2 separate regions of the Homo sapiens genome follow, and region 2 is linked to region 1. The links are chromatin loops, found by intact Hi-C in ENCODE. Cell type or tissue: heart left ventricle. All regions are shown on one strand. Each heading gives the region's core, and the rest is flanking DNA. Links, peaks and the distances in the headings are about the cores only.

Region 1 (8,192 bases), core at 286-5,285:
CCAGAGCCCAAGGTGGGTGCAGCCCGAGCCAGGGGCTGGGGAGCTGGTGGCTCGAGCAGATGAAGCCCCCTGCCCCGGAGCAGCGCACGGCTGAATGATCAAACCCGGAAGCACACAGGGCGATGACGCTGCTGGGTGACTGCCATGGCGACACCCAACAGTGTCCCCAGGGCAGGCGGGTGCTCCTGGAGGGATGCAGCTACAGGGTCTGCGTGGGGGTTTGGGGACACTTGGCCCCACTCACCCTAAACACAAAGCATTCTCCGGTCCCAAAGAAGCCCAGTTTGCCTCCAAACTTATTTCTCTCACTCCAGTCTGTGGACAGGTAAGCACCACACACCTGGGGGAAAGGTCTGGGTGAGGCTGTGCCCGCAGGCCCCCAGGAGCGTCCCTGTGCTCCAGACTACTGACGGGCCTGTCCCAGGTCACAGGTGGGGGTGCAGGCATTGCCGTCTCCCACCCCCACCCCAGGGCAGGAGTGGTGTGGGAAAGGCAGTGTTGCAGGTGTGTGCACCCTGCCCCTGGCTTGGGGCTGGCAATGAGGGTGGGCGGGGGCTGTGTTGGGGATAGTCTCATTTCCCCTTGTGGCCCTGAGTGTGGGATGAGCCCCATGTGCTGGCCATACCCACGCTCTGACTCTGGATCTGGCCCAGGAGGCCTAGGCCCTGAAGCCCATCAGAGCCAGCCCTGGAGCCCATCAGAGCCAGCCCTGGAGCCCATCAGAGCCAGCCCTGGCTCCAGGGCCCCTGCTCACCTCCTTCTGCGTGGTCTTGATGAGCAAGAGGGTAGGCTCATGTCCTTCACACTGGAAGTAGAACCTGGCGTAGAGACACGCATGCCAGCTGTCACCCTGCACACCCTCCCAGCCGCCTCCTGCAGCCTCCGCTGGCCCCAGCTGTCTTGGGGCGAAGACCTGGGAACTGTGCTTCCTTCTCTCTGGGTCCCGACAACACCCTCACCCAGGTGTTCTTCTCACCTGGCCCTTCTCTGCCATCCCCAGGACAGCCTGCCCTGGTGTGACTCAGGGGAGAGGCCTTGCAGTGGAAGGCCCCAGTGCAGAGCCAAGCGCCAGGGGCTGGGGAAGCAGGAACCAGAGGAACAGGTCCCTGCGGTGGGGAGGTTTGGGCCATCCTCGCAGCCCAGGCATGTGGGAGCCAAAGAGGCCCTGGTCTGCCAACGTGGCGCCTGGAGCTTGGCTGGTGTCCTTGGCAGGGCCAGGAGAAGTGGCTCCAGCTGTGCCAAAATGCTTGAGTTGTTATGAACCTGTGAACGGTGCTGGGTGGGGGCTGGACCAGCTCTGCCTGCCTCACCCCCAGGTCACCCCAGGCCCAACCCAGAGCTCCCACGGCCACATGCTGTCCAAGGCTGGAGGGAGGCTCCCTGGCTGCACCTGGCAGCACCACCCTGGAGGGCAGCATGCCCCAGGCCCCCGACAGAGCACCATGTGGATGACAGGGTGGGGAGCGAGCACAGCCAGGACCTGCCGCCCACATGGTCCCCCAACCAAGACAATGCTGTGAGCTCCAAGGTGGGGATCCTGCCTCCCAGGCGTCTTCACGACGCCTGCATGGCCCCAAGCTGTGGCACGCCTGCCATGACCCCCAAAGTCTGGGTGGTGTGGGGAGGACAGAGCCCAGAAAGGGACCCTGATTCTTAGGCCCCACAGGAAGAAGCAGGGCCTCACCAGGTGCCGAGGTTTGAGGCCCATTTCCAGCCTCTGTGGGCAGGACACGTGGCTGGGCGGCTCTGCCGCCCGCTCTGGCCCCTTGGGGTGTTACCTGGCCAGGCTGTACCCGTGCTGCAGGGAGGAGAACAGCAGAAGGGGCTGGCACAGGGCAAAGCGCTCGGGGACCCAGGACCAGATGTCTCTCATCTCCCTCACGCTGACGATCTCCGAGCGGAAGTTCTCTGCATGGACGGCCAAGTGTACAAACTGCCTGAGGGGAGCGAGCAGGGGTCAGAGCCCGAAGGCACGTCTGGGGCCAGGCCATGCCCCCCGAGGTATGCCCCAGAGCCTCTTTGGAAGTAAACCCAGAGGGAACTTCTCGCCTGCTTGCCCCGGCCCCGGTTTAGGGCCGGGTTCTAGGTGCCCAACGGGGAGAAAGTTCCCAGGAGCCCCACCTCCCACCCATTACAGAAGGGAAAGTGCCCAGCTTGGATGGGGACAATGCAACTTTTCTCTAAGAAATCAGGACAGAGAGCAACTGCTCTGGCAAGACAAGGCTTCAGGGTGAGCCAAACACCAGCAGATAGCATGACAGAGGCAGACAGGCAGGGAGGCAGGCAGACAGACAGACAGAAGGCGCCTGAGCATCAGTCCGGCTCAGAGGCAGCGCTGCTGAAGCTGGCCCACGAGAGCAGCCCTGAGACCCAGAGCAAGCAGCTGGCCTAGAGTCAGCCTGGTGGAAAGACAGAGGCCAGGTGTGCAGATACAGTTTCAGACCTACCTTTTAGAAAGTGACACACTGAAAAACAGGAGAAAGCAACGGACATGGAGAAGAAAAATAAAACAGACAAAGAGAGGTTAGTGTGAGTACCGATCCCCCGACAGGCCTTTGCTGGCCCAGAAGAAAGAGGGCTGCACGCCAACAGGCCGCAGCGTGGCACCATCACAGCGCTGGCTGCCAAATCCACATAGGACAGACACCATGAACTCCTGACCCTGCTCCCCTGGGGCTGTGCTCCAGGCGGGGAGGCCACGCCCAGCAGCCACAGCAGAGACCAGCCACGGAGCCCAGAGCCGGAGGGGTGGAGCAGAGGCTGCCCTGAAATGACCCTGGGAGTGGGCCTGGCCTCCCACGATGCCTTGCGACCCCATGGCCAGCATCAGCTTTCATCTCAGCCGTGGGCCTGGCCCCAGAGGATAGGACCCGATGTCCCTCGTCTGTGGCTGTAACTGGGAAGGCCCTTCCTGTTTCAGTGTCTTTTCAGCCATGCACAGATGGCTGGGTGGACCATGGGCAGAGGCCGCCTGGAGGCCGGCAGGATGAGCTCACGCCAGACACGTCCTGCCCCAGCCCCCGACCCTGGGTGTACCCCTCACAGGCTGCCGGCGACCTACCTCTTCTGCTTCACGGTGATGCCCTTCTGCTTCAGGGCTTTCTCATTGGCCATCTGCAGGAGCTGGATCTCCTTGCGGGAGAAGAGGCGGATGGCGAACGCTTTCTCCAGCAGCTTCTCAGGGGACACCGTCTTCGCGATGTCTCTGACGAACGTGCGGATGTCCTGCTTCACGCTGTCCGACTCCAGCGGCTGCCCGGCCCTCACCTTGTGGAAGAACTTGAGGATGGCCAGCGCCACGCGGTACAGCACCTTGTAGCCCTCCACCAGGAAGACGTCAAAGACCCGGGCGAAGTAGCAGAGGGGCAGCTCCCCAAACAGCCAGCGCTGCCAGTCCGCATAGACCTGCAGGACATCCTCCGACACGGCCACCATCAGCTTGTGGGCCGCCTGGCAGTACTTGTTCACCAGGTCCCCAAACGTCATGCAGGACGACTCAAAGGCCAGGAAGCTCTGGTCGATCAGCCTCCTGCCGGGGTCATTGCAGGCCAGGATGCGGCAGGCCTTCTCGAAGCACTCGGCCTCGTCGATGCTGTAGTGCAGCAGCAGGGCCACCACGGCCGGCAGGGCGGGGCAGAAGGAGATGTCGGGGAACTGGTTGGCCAGGCACAGGAGGATCTTGCGCACGGCCCCCTCGCCGCGTGCATTCAGGCAGTAGCTGGGCACCTGCGTGTTGTCCACGAACTCGGGCAGCGGCAGGCAGCTGCTGCTGTGCTTGCCCACGATCTTGCCCACGATGTCGCTGTACACGCTGGCGTCAGGCGTGACCGTGCGGCAGGGAATGTCCCGGATCAGGCGCTGGTACACCTTTCCCCGCAGGGCGTGGCTTTGGGCCCAGTAGCCCTGGCGCGCCAGCTGCTTCAGTTCCTGCAGTTCAGTGCAGCTCAGCTCCTTGGGCCCCAGGTCCTGGATGGCAGCGTCCATCTTGTCTTTGTCCACGAAGCAGTTGTATCCTGGAGAGTCCATAGCGCCGCTGTGCTCGGGAGGAGGCCCTGGACTGCCGGAAGGGGAGGACAGAGTGGCTAAATCCTCCAGCCCCCTTTCTGAGGGTTTCCTGCAAACCTGTCTGCCATCTCACACCCTGCAGGATTAAAAAAACACTTTTAGCATCTGTGTTTCAAGGTTCACATTTTAAAGAACGTATTTTTTCAAATGTGGTGTAGTTTTCTTTTCTTTTGAGACAGGGTCTCGCTCTGTTGCCCAGGTTGGAGTGCGGTGCAGTGGCGTGACCCTGCTCTCTGCAGCCTTGAATGGCTTGAACCATCTTCCTGCCTCAGCCTCCTGAGTAGCTGGGACGACAGGTGTCCACCACCATGCCCAGTTAATTTTTTTTTTTGAGATGGAGTCTCACCCTGTCGCCCAGGCTGGAGTACAGTGTCACGATCTCCACTCACGGCAACCTCCTCGCCCCTGGTTCAAGCGATTCTCCAGACTCAGCCTTCTGAGTAGCTGGGACTAAAGGCATGCACCACCATGCCTGGCTAATTTTTTGTATTTTTACTAGAGACAGGGTTTCACCATGTTGGTCAGGCTGGTCTCAAACTCCTGACCTTGTGATGTGCCTGCCTTGGCCTCCCAAAGTGTGGGATTACAGACGAGAGCCACCGCCCTGGCCTAATTTTTTATTTTTTTGTAGAGACAGGGTCTCGCTATGCTCTCCAGGCTGGTCTTGAACTCCTGGGCTCAAGCAATCCTCCTGTCTTGGCCTCCCAAAATGTTGGGATTACAGGCATGAGCCACTGTGCCCGGCCTTGTTTTGTTTTGTTTGAGACAAGGTCTTGTGCTGACATCCAGGCTAGAGTGCAATGGCACCATCTCGGCACACTGCAACTTCTGCCTCCTGGGCTCAGGTGATCCTCCCACCTCAGCTATAGCTGAGACTACAGTTAGGCGCCACCACGCCCAGCTAATTTTTTCTCTTTTTAGTAGAGACGAGATTTTGCCATGTTACCCAGACTGGTCTTAAACTCCTGATCTCAAGCAATCCACCCACCACAGCCTCCCAAAGTGCTGGGATTACAAGTGTGAGCCAGTGCTCCTGGCCTGTTTTTTTGTTTATTATTATTATTATTATTTATTTTGTGTGTGTGTGTGTGTGTGTGTGTGTGTGTGATGGGGTCTTGTTCTGTCACCCAGGTTGGCCTTGAACCGCAGGCCTCAAGTGATCTTCCCACCATGCTGGAATTACGAGTGAGAGTCACGTTGCGCAGCCACATTATTTGCCTTAATCTTTGTGTAAGTATTAGAAGGGCTTCCACTTAAGATAAGTGACTTTTGAGAAGCCGTTACAAACTTTGGAGTATACCTTCTTTTCACAGAACTTATGAAGTTACTGGAATACATCACACAGATTCTGAGTAATGAGAGGCTAGAGATAGAGTTCCCAGAAGGGCTTCAAGAGCTTGGCCCTTGGCTGGGCACAGTGGCTCATATCTATAATCTCAGCTACTCAGGAGGCCAAGGTGGGAGGACTAGTTGAGGCCAGGAGTTCAAGACCAGCCTGGGCAACATGGTGAGACCCCATCTCTACCAAAAAAAGAGGCTGACCCTGCTGAAAACACCTTTCCACTCGAGCATGGTCCACTCCAGGCTCCTAAACACCACCCTGCACCCTGGGGGCCTTCTGAAAAGGAACCCCCAGTTGAGAAGATCACTTTGAGCAAAGAGATGCTTCGTTCTAGTTCTCCCTTTTTTTTTTTTTTTGAGACAGAGTCTTGCACTGTCGCACGGGCTGGAGTGCAGTGGCGTAATCTCGGCTCACTGCAACTTCCGCCTCCCGGGCTCAAGTGATTCTCCTGCCTCAGCCTCCTGAGTAGCTGGGACTACAGGCACCCGCCACCACACCCAGCCAGTTTTTGTATTTTTAGTAGAGATGGGGTTTCACCATGTTGGCCAGGCTGGTCTCGAACTCCTGATCTCGTGATCCACCCACCTCGGCCTCCCAAAGTGTTGGGATTACAGGCGTGAGCCACCACGCCCAGCCCGTTCCCAGTTCTCTTTAACCAGCTGTGTGTGCTAAGAAAGTCACAGCCTATGCTATCCCACCCTGTCGGAATTCTGAAGCCGGCTCTTAACTTTCTAAAACCACCAGCTTGAAAGCTATGCTTCAGGCAGGTGCTCCAGGGAGGAATCTCTGGTGAGGAGCAGGCATTTTCCAGAGGGAGAGCTGGGACCTAAATGGAAGGTGCTGCAGCTTTAAAACTGCACATTTCTGGATCCGAATGGGCCAGAAGTCAAGTGGGGGTGGTTGGTGTTTCTCCAAGAACAGCAACCCCTGGGCTCAGGCAAACATAAAAGGAGTGGGTAAGACGTGCCCTGTGGGATTCTGGACAACAGGTGGCTGCCCTGGCCCAAGGATACCGTCCTGCGCACAGAAGTGCAAGGTTTGCTTACGCACATCAGACTAACCTTTCCACCTGGGATGGTAGAAGTTCCCAGTGTGCCCCAGGGGTCTGCTTCAGCAGGTTTTGGTTGAGTGACCAGACCACTCCGGTTTCTCTTGCAGCTAGAACATTCACCTACCTATTATAAGGCAAATACTGCTTTAAAACAGTTCTTGAAAAGTAAAAATCATAGTGTAAAACGTACGTCTGCGAGACACTGTCTTGGGAAAACACCTCGACACGTGTTTTTGTGTGTGTGGTAAAATACACATAGCATAAAATTTACCATGTTAGGCCGGACGCGGTGGCTCACGCCTGTAATCCCAGCACTTTGGGAGGCCGAGGCGGGTGGATCACGAGGTCAGGAGATCGAGACCATCCTGGCTAACACAGTGAAACCCTGTCTCTACTAAAAATACAAAAAAACTAGCCGGGCGTGGTTGCGGGAGCCTGTAGTACCAGCTACTCGGGAGGCTGAGGCAGGAGAATGACGTGAACCTGGGAGGCGGAGATTGCAGTGAGCCGAGATTGTGCCACTGCACTCCAGCCCAGGCGACAGAGCAAGACTCTGTCTCAAACAAACAAACAAACAAACAAAAAATTTACCATTTTAGCCATTTTTTATTTATTTATTTTTTTGAGACAGAGTGCCGCACTGTCGTCCAGGCTGGAGTGCAGTGGCGTAATCTCAGCTCACTGCAACCTCCGCCTCCCTGGGTTCAAGCGATTCCCCTGCCTCAGCCTCCCAAGTAGCTGGGATTACAGGCATGTGCCACCACGCCCGGCTAATTTTGTATTTTTAGTAGAGACAGGGATTGTCCATGTTGGTCAGGCTGGTCTCGAACTCCCGACCTCAGGTGATCCGCCCGCCTCAGCCTCCCAAAGTGCTGAGATTAGAAGCGTGAGCCACCGAAGTTGATTTTAATGTATCCCACTGGAAAAACCTTGCCCACAGCAGGACTAGGCCTCAGAAGAAAAGAAACCCTTAAGACCATTGATTGGTTTGCTTCGTCCTGGGAGGGAAGGCAGTGAGGGCTCCCCCTTTCCCTGGTCCTGAAGGTCAGGCCGACAGGTCCACTCACATGCGCACAGCCACGCCTGGGTCACACTGCACAATCTTACACGTGTCGGTCGGTTATCCACAGCTTACATCCCTCCTTCCCTGCTATGGGCCCACTAGCCTCTGGAGGAACTCCAGGCCCATCCTGTTTGGGTGAAAGAACTGGCTCCTTCTTAAGGCAATAAACATGTTTCTAAACAGAACAGGAGCTGGGCAGAGCAGCACCAGCCTCCACTCGGCTGGCCCCAGATTCAGGTTGAATATTAAACTGGAAACAGTAAAAGCTGTGGGTGCACCTTGCGAAGTTCCCTTAGGGAGATGCAGATCCCAAGTTGTGTTTACTGCCGCGAATGGTCCGGCGACGTGCTGGACTCACAGGGACCCCCGAGCCAAGGATGTGTGCAAAAGACCCGAGGGAGCCCTTGGATTCTTTCTTGTTCCCCAAACCCTCACTCAAAAAGAGCGCACGACATTTCTGGGGCTGTGCACACAAGGCAACAACCCACTTAAGGCATCTATAAAAACCAGGTCCAGGCCAGCAAAGGGGCTCACATCTGTAATCCCAGCACTTTGGGAGGCTCAGGCAGGAGGATCACTTCAGCCCAGGAGTTCAAGACCAGCCTGGGCAACATAATGAGACCTCATCTCTACCAAAAATAAAAAAAAATGGCCAGGCCTGGTGGCATGCA
Region 2 (5,183 bases), core at 184-5,183, 200 kb after region 1:
CGCCTCTGTCTGTGAATACCCAAGCTTGACAGGGTCAGTGAAAACAGAGGCCACCACGCAGGAGCAGCTCAACCCCATGCTAATTCTGTCACCAAACCCCTCTCTGAGAGCTCTCCCCTGTGCACCACACCGGCCACTGGCATTTCACTCTGTCTTCCCCAAGCACCAAAGTGTCTGGCAGTGGCACAGGCTGGGACCCGGGGCGGGGGCTGATTGTGGTGACTCTGTGTGTGTGTGTCGTGGGTTTCTCCTCCCTGACCAGCTGTGCGTCCCAGTGGCAGGGCTGTTTCCATGCCGCTTCTTTTTCCCACTGGCCCAGCCAAAGCCCACCCCAGTGGGAGTGGGGTTCCGTGCCCTCTCATGGGCAGGGTCCTCAGAGGAAATTAGGGGAGACAGAGAGGGGGTGGGGGGTCATTACCGCGGGTGCTGACGAGCAGGATCTTCATGCTGAATGTGGGGTCTCCTGCTGGGCCCCAGGTCTCTTTCCCCCCACCAGTGGACGGGCATACATCAGCGGGTATGAAATTTCCCAGGACATGGTTCAGATCCGGAAGAGCCTGGGCCTGTGCCCGCAGCACGACATCCTGTTTGACAACTTGACAGTCGCAGAGCACCTTTATTTCTACGCCCAGGTGAGTTGGGGGCCAGGGGTGTGCAGGGGTGTTTCCACTGATGTGCTCGAGTTTCTGGGGCAGTCTTCCGAGGAGCTAAACTGGAGGAAGGGAGCCAGGAGGGCAGGAGCCAGGGTTCTGAGTCCAGCTACGTCAAGGAGAGGTTCCTCTCACCAGAACCTCGCTGGCCAGGGTCGGCCTCCCGCCAGGAGCCCTGCATCTCCCCAGCTACGTCAAGGAGAGGTTCCTCTTACCAGAAACTCGCTGGCCGTGGTCGGCCTCCCGCCAGGAGCCCTGCATCTCCCCAGCTACGTCAAGGAGAGGTTCCTCTCACCAGAACCTTGCTGGCCGTGGTCGGCCTCCCGCCAGGAGCCCTGCATCTCCCCAGCTACGTCAAGGAGAGGTTCCTCTCACCAGAACCTCGCTGGCCAGGGTCGGCCTCCCGCCAGGAGCCCTGCATCTCCCTGCGTCCCCTGTCGTTGCAGCTGAAGGGCCTGTCACGTCAGAAGTGCCCTGAAGAAGTCAAGCAGATGCTGCACATCATCGGCCTGGAGGACAAGTGGAACTCACGGAGCCGCTTCCTGAGCGGGGGCATGAGGCGCAAGCTCTCCATCGGCATCGCCCTCATCGCAGGCTCCAAGGTGTGGCGGTGGGACTGGAGGCAGTGGGTTCCCCTCCTGCTCGACCTGGGATGGCCCTTCCGCCATGGCCCGGGCACCTTGGCCCTTGACACCCCAGACAAGGCCATCACCATCCTTGGAGGACTCAAGCCGGCTCCGCGAACCCCTCGATGGGGCCTACCGCAAGGCCAGCCTGGGCCCGGGGTGTGGCTCTACCAGCGTCGCGAGACTGTGTCTCTCCCTCCAGGTGCTGATACTGGACGAGCCCACCTCGGGCATGGACGCCATCTCCAGGAGGGCCATCTGGGATCTTCTTCAGCGGCAGAAAAGTGACCGCACCATCGTGCTGACCACCCACTTCATGGACGAGGCTGACCTGCTGGGAGACCGCATCGCCATCATGGCCAAGGGGGAGCTGCAGTGCTGCGGGTCCTCGCTGTTCCTCAAGCAGAAATACGGTGAGCGGTGGGGCCAGCCCGCGACAGGGTCGGTGTCCTGGCTGCCGTGCTGAGGGAATGGCTGCTACCTTCATGAAGGGCCCTCAGATCAGGCAGGGGTGGCCTTTTCTAGACTTCCTGTCTGTTGCCTCTGGGTGGAGAGCCCAACCAGGCAGGGGGGCTTGTGAGAGGGAAGAGGCAGGAAATGGAGCTGAAAGTCTCAATTTGGTTAGGATGTGGTTCAGCCATGACCAGAAGAACAGAGGCCAAGCCTAGTGCCACTAGGAGCAGCACTGCCCTTGGAGAGGCCAACACACGCACCAACATGGCAGCTCCCACGTGAGAGCAGCTCACAGCATGGCCAGGGCCAGCAGGGGCTGACAGGATCTGGGCCCAGACCTCTGACTGTACTGTGCAACTACGGCTTCCCTTTCAAGGTCACCTCCTGGTCCAGCACGATCTGGGTGTGCCAGCGTCCCCCACATTCCAACGGGGTGGAGCAAAGACATAGGAGCCCTCCTCCCCTCAGGACACCCCCCAAGTTCACGTCCCACTTCTGCCCCCTAGTGACTGAGTGGCAACCCAGTGTGGTCAGCAGTAGGCTGGAGGGGATGGCCTTTGTCCTGGGCAGCCACATGCTCAGCCAAGATACCAGGGTTTTGTTACCAAGAGGGAGGACAGCAGGCGTTAGGAGATGAGGAACCATCCACCACGGCCTCTGAGAGTTTCACTAGCCACTTCCTGCCCCACTGCCCAGTTGGCAGAGCCATTGTTCTTCCTGGGCCTGGCATCCTTGTCTCTAAAGAGGACATGGGGCCAGGCGTGGTGGCTCACCGCCTATAATCCCAGCACTTTGGGAGGCCAAGGCAGGCAGATCACTTGAGGTCAGGAGTTCAAGACCAGCCTGGCCAACATGGTAAAACTCTGTCTCTACTAAAATACAAAAACTTAACCAGGTATGGTGGTGCATGCCTGTAATCCCAGCTACTTGGGGAGGCTGAGGCAGGAGAATAAGTACTTGAACCAAGGAGGGAGAAGTTACAGTGAGCCAAGATTGTGCAGCTGCACTCCAGCCTGGGTGACAGAGTGAGACTTGTCTCAAAAAAAAAAAAAAGGACATGGAATTCCATCTCCTGCACGGTGACGTTGGGAAAGAGGTGAGATGCATCTCTGATAGTGCCGTGCAGTGCGGTCTTGCAGCCGGTAGCTCTTGCTCCTGCTCCTGCTGACAGTCCCTTCCTAGAACCACACCATAACCATCAGTGTTAACCCCACAAGACAGAAGCCCTCACACGTGGTCCGTCGCTGCTGATGATATCCTTCCCTGGTGCTTGTATAGCTGGGGGGAGACCCCACCTTCCAGCAGGTGCCCCTGACAGTGCTCAGCACCCTAGATCCCCAGCAGCTCTTCCCAGCAGGAGCGGGAGGTGACACCCTTGGGACAGCACAGGGAGCTCCAAGACACATTCATTCTGCTTCAGCTGCCCACCTCCGGTTCTCTAGCCTCCTTCCCACCAGCTTGCCTGGTGTGAGCCCTAGAGACCCCGGGGTGGGCATGAAGAGACCTGGGGGATCAGCCAAAGATCTCACACGTGGCCCTGTATTCCAGGTGCCGGCTATCACATGACGCTGGTGAAGGAGCCGCACTGCAACCCGGAAGACATCTCCCAGCTGGTCCACCACCACGTGCCCAACGCCACGCTGGAGAGCAGCGCTGGGGCCGAGCTGTCTTTCATCCTTCCCAGAGAGAGCACGCACAGGTACGCCTCCCAGGGAGGGCACGCACAGGTATACATCCAAGATGGGATCCCCATGGGCCATGAGGGCTTTGTGCTCAGAGGCACCTGCTCTGCCCCTCTCTGGCCTGGCCAGTCGGCACTCTTAGACCCTCAGCCTGGGCACCATCAGCCCAGATGAATCTGCTTGGCTGGGTCCTAGGTGCCAGGCCTCCTAGCAAGGAGAAACATAATTAGGACCTGAAAAGGAGAAGCACGTATCTGACTCACCAAAAGGGTGCTCAGCGCTGATGCAGGGCTCACACTCCCCCTTCTGACACCAGGCTCAACACGTGCTGCGGCTGCACTCAGAACTACTCGTGAAACCGAGTCTGTATTTGTATGTGGGTGGTGAATTTGGTCTCAGTGTCAGAGCTGGAGATGTTACCACCTGCTCATCACTGTCTCACACACACGGCAGAACCAGCAAGGGGAGGGAAGCCAGTGTTCCATGACACTATCTATCAGTCTGGATATTATCTGGATAATATCAGTTTATTGCACTTTTCTCCAGTTTGTTGTTTGATTTTGTCAGATTTTTTTCCATTTTACATTTATTTATTTTATTTGTTATTTATTTATTATTTGTTTTGAGATGGAGCCTCACTCTGCTGCCCAGTCCAGAGTGCAGTGGCACAATCTCAGCTCACTGCAACCTCTGCCTCCCAGGTTCAAGCAATTCTCCTGCCTCAGCCTCCCAAGTAGCTGGGATTACAGGCGTGCACCACCACACCCGGCTAATTTTTGTATTTTTAGTAGAGATGGGGTTTTACCATGTTGTCCAGGCTGGTCTCAAACTCCTGACCTCAGGTGATCCACCCACCTCGGCCTCCCAAAGTGCTAAGATGTCAGGCATGAGCCACCATGCCTGGCCACATTTGTTTATTTTAAAAACAAGGTCTTGCTCTGTCACCCAGGCTGGAGTGCAGTGGTGCAATCACAACTCACTGCAGCCTTGAATTCCTGGGCTCGTGATCTCCCACCTCAGCCTCCCGAATAGTTGGGACTACAGGTGTGTATCAACATGTCCGGCTAGTTTTTTTATTTTTTTTGTAGAGATGGGGTCTTGTTATGTTGCCCAAGCTGGTCTTGAACTCCTGGGCTTAAGTGATCCTTCCGCCTCAGCCTCCCAAAGTTCTGGGATTCCAGGTGTGAGCCACTGCACCCGGCCTAGATTTTGTACTTAATGTAGCAACATCCTTTCTCTTGTGACTTCTTCTATTAATTTTATTCTTAGAAAGTGTTTCGCAGCTGTGCATAGTGGCGCACGCCTGTAATCCCAGCACTTTGGGAGGCCAAGGCGGGCGGACCATGAGGTCAGGAGATCGAGACCATCCTGGCCAACACGGTGAAACCTCGTCTCTACTAAAAAAAAAAAAAAATACAAAAATTAGCCGGGCGTGGTGGTGGGTGCCTGTAATCCCAGCTACTCAGGAGGCTGAGGCAGGAGAATCACTGAACCCAGGAGCAGAGGTTGCAGTGAGCCGAAATCACACCCCTGCACCCCTGCACCCCTGGATTCCAGCCTGGGTGACAGAGGGAGACTCCATCTCAAAAAAAAAAAAAGAAAGAAAAAACCAGGGAATCAAACCATATGAACCTCACTTTTAGCCAGGCATGGTTGCTCATGCCTGTAATCCCAACACTTTCAGAAGCCAAGGCAGAAGGAGAAGGAGATCAGCTTGGGCGACATAGTGAGACCCCATCTCTACAAAAAAATTAAAAATTAGCCACATGGCC

What was found. Hi-C counts contacts between places; a loop is a spot of excess contacts. Peaks named below come from ENCODE experiments on the same cell type or tissue, not always from the same donor. Only the 100,000 strongest peaks of a DNase experiment are listed, where the experiment ranks them.
Region 2: a loop joins it to region 1, with 2.7 times the contacts of the local background. A loop is called at or near these places in 10 of 110 quality-filtered maps.

The regions. Positions count from the first base shown.
Region 1 is chr16:2,491,983-2,500,174 of GRCh38, reverse strand. It overlaps TBC1D24 (TBC1 domain family member 24), which reads right to left. Exons shown (of 8, transcript NM_001199107.2): 2 at 3,062-4,141; 3 at 2,448-2,465; 4 at 1,779-1,937; 5 at 755-818; 6 at 245-340. The coding sequence starts at 4,026. Among named protein-coding and RNA genes, the nearest start is that of ATP6V0C, 18 kb to the left of the region's middle. RefSeq lists enhancers at 1-81, 2,754-3,359. In heart left ventricle, for the core only: no CTCF peak of the experiment used is centred there; DNase peaks (open chromatin) are centred at 1,214, 1,874, 2,674, 3,394 and 3 weaker places; H3K27ac peaks cover 1,268 bases.
Region 2 is chr16:2,293,835-2,299,017 of GRCh38, reverse strand. ABCA3 (ATP binding cassette subfamily A member 3) reads left to right here. Exons shown (of 33, transcript NM_001089.3): 15 at 478-632; 16 at 1,097-1,252; 17 at 1,479-1,689; 18 at 3,278-3,428. Among named protein-coding and RNA genes, the nearest start is that of MIR4717, 22 kb to the right of the region's middle. In heart left ventricle, for the core only: a CTCF peak has its summit at 2,231 (motif pointing left); no DNase peak of the experiment used is centred there.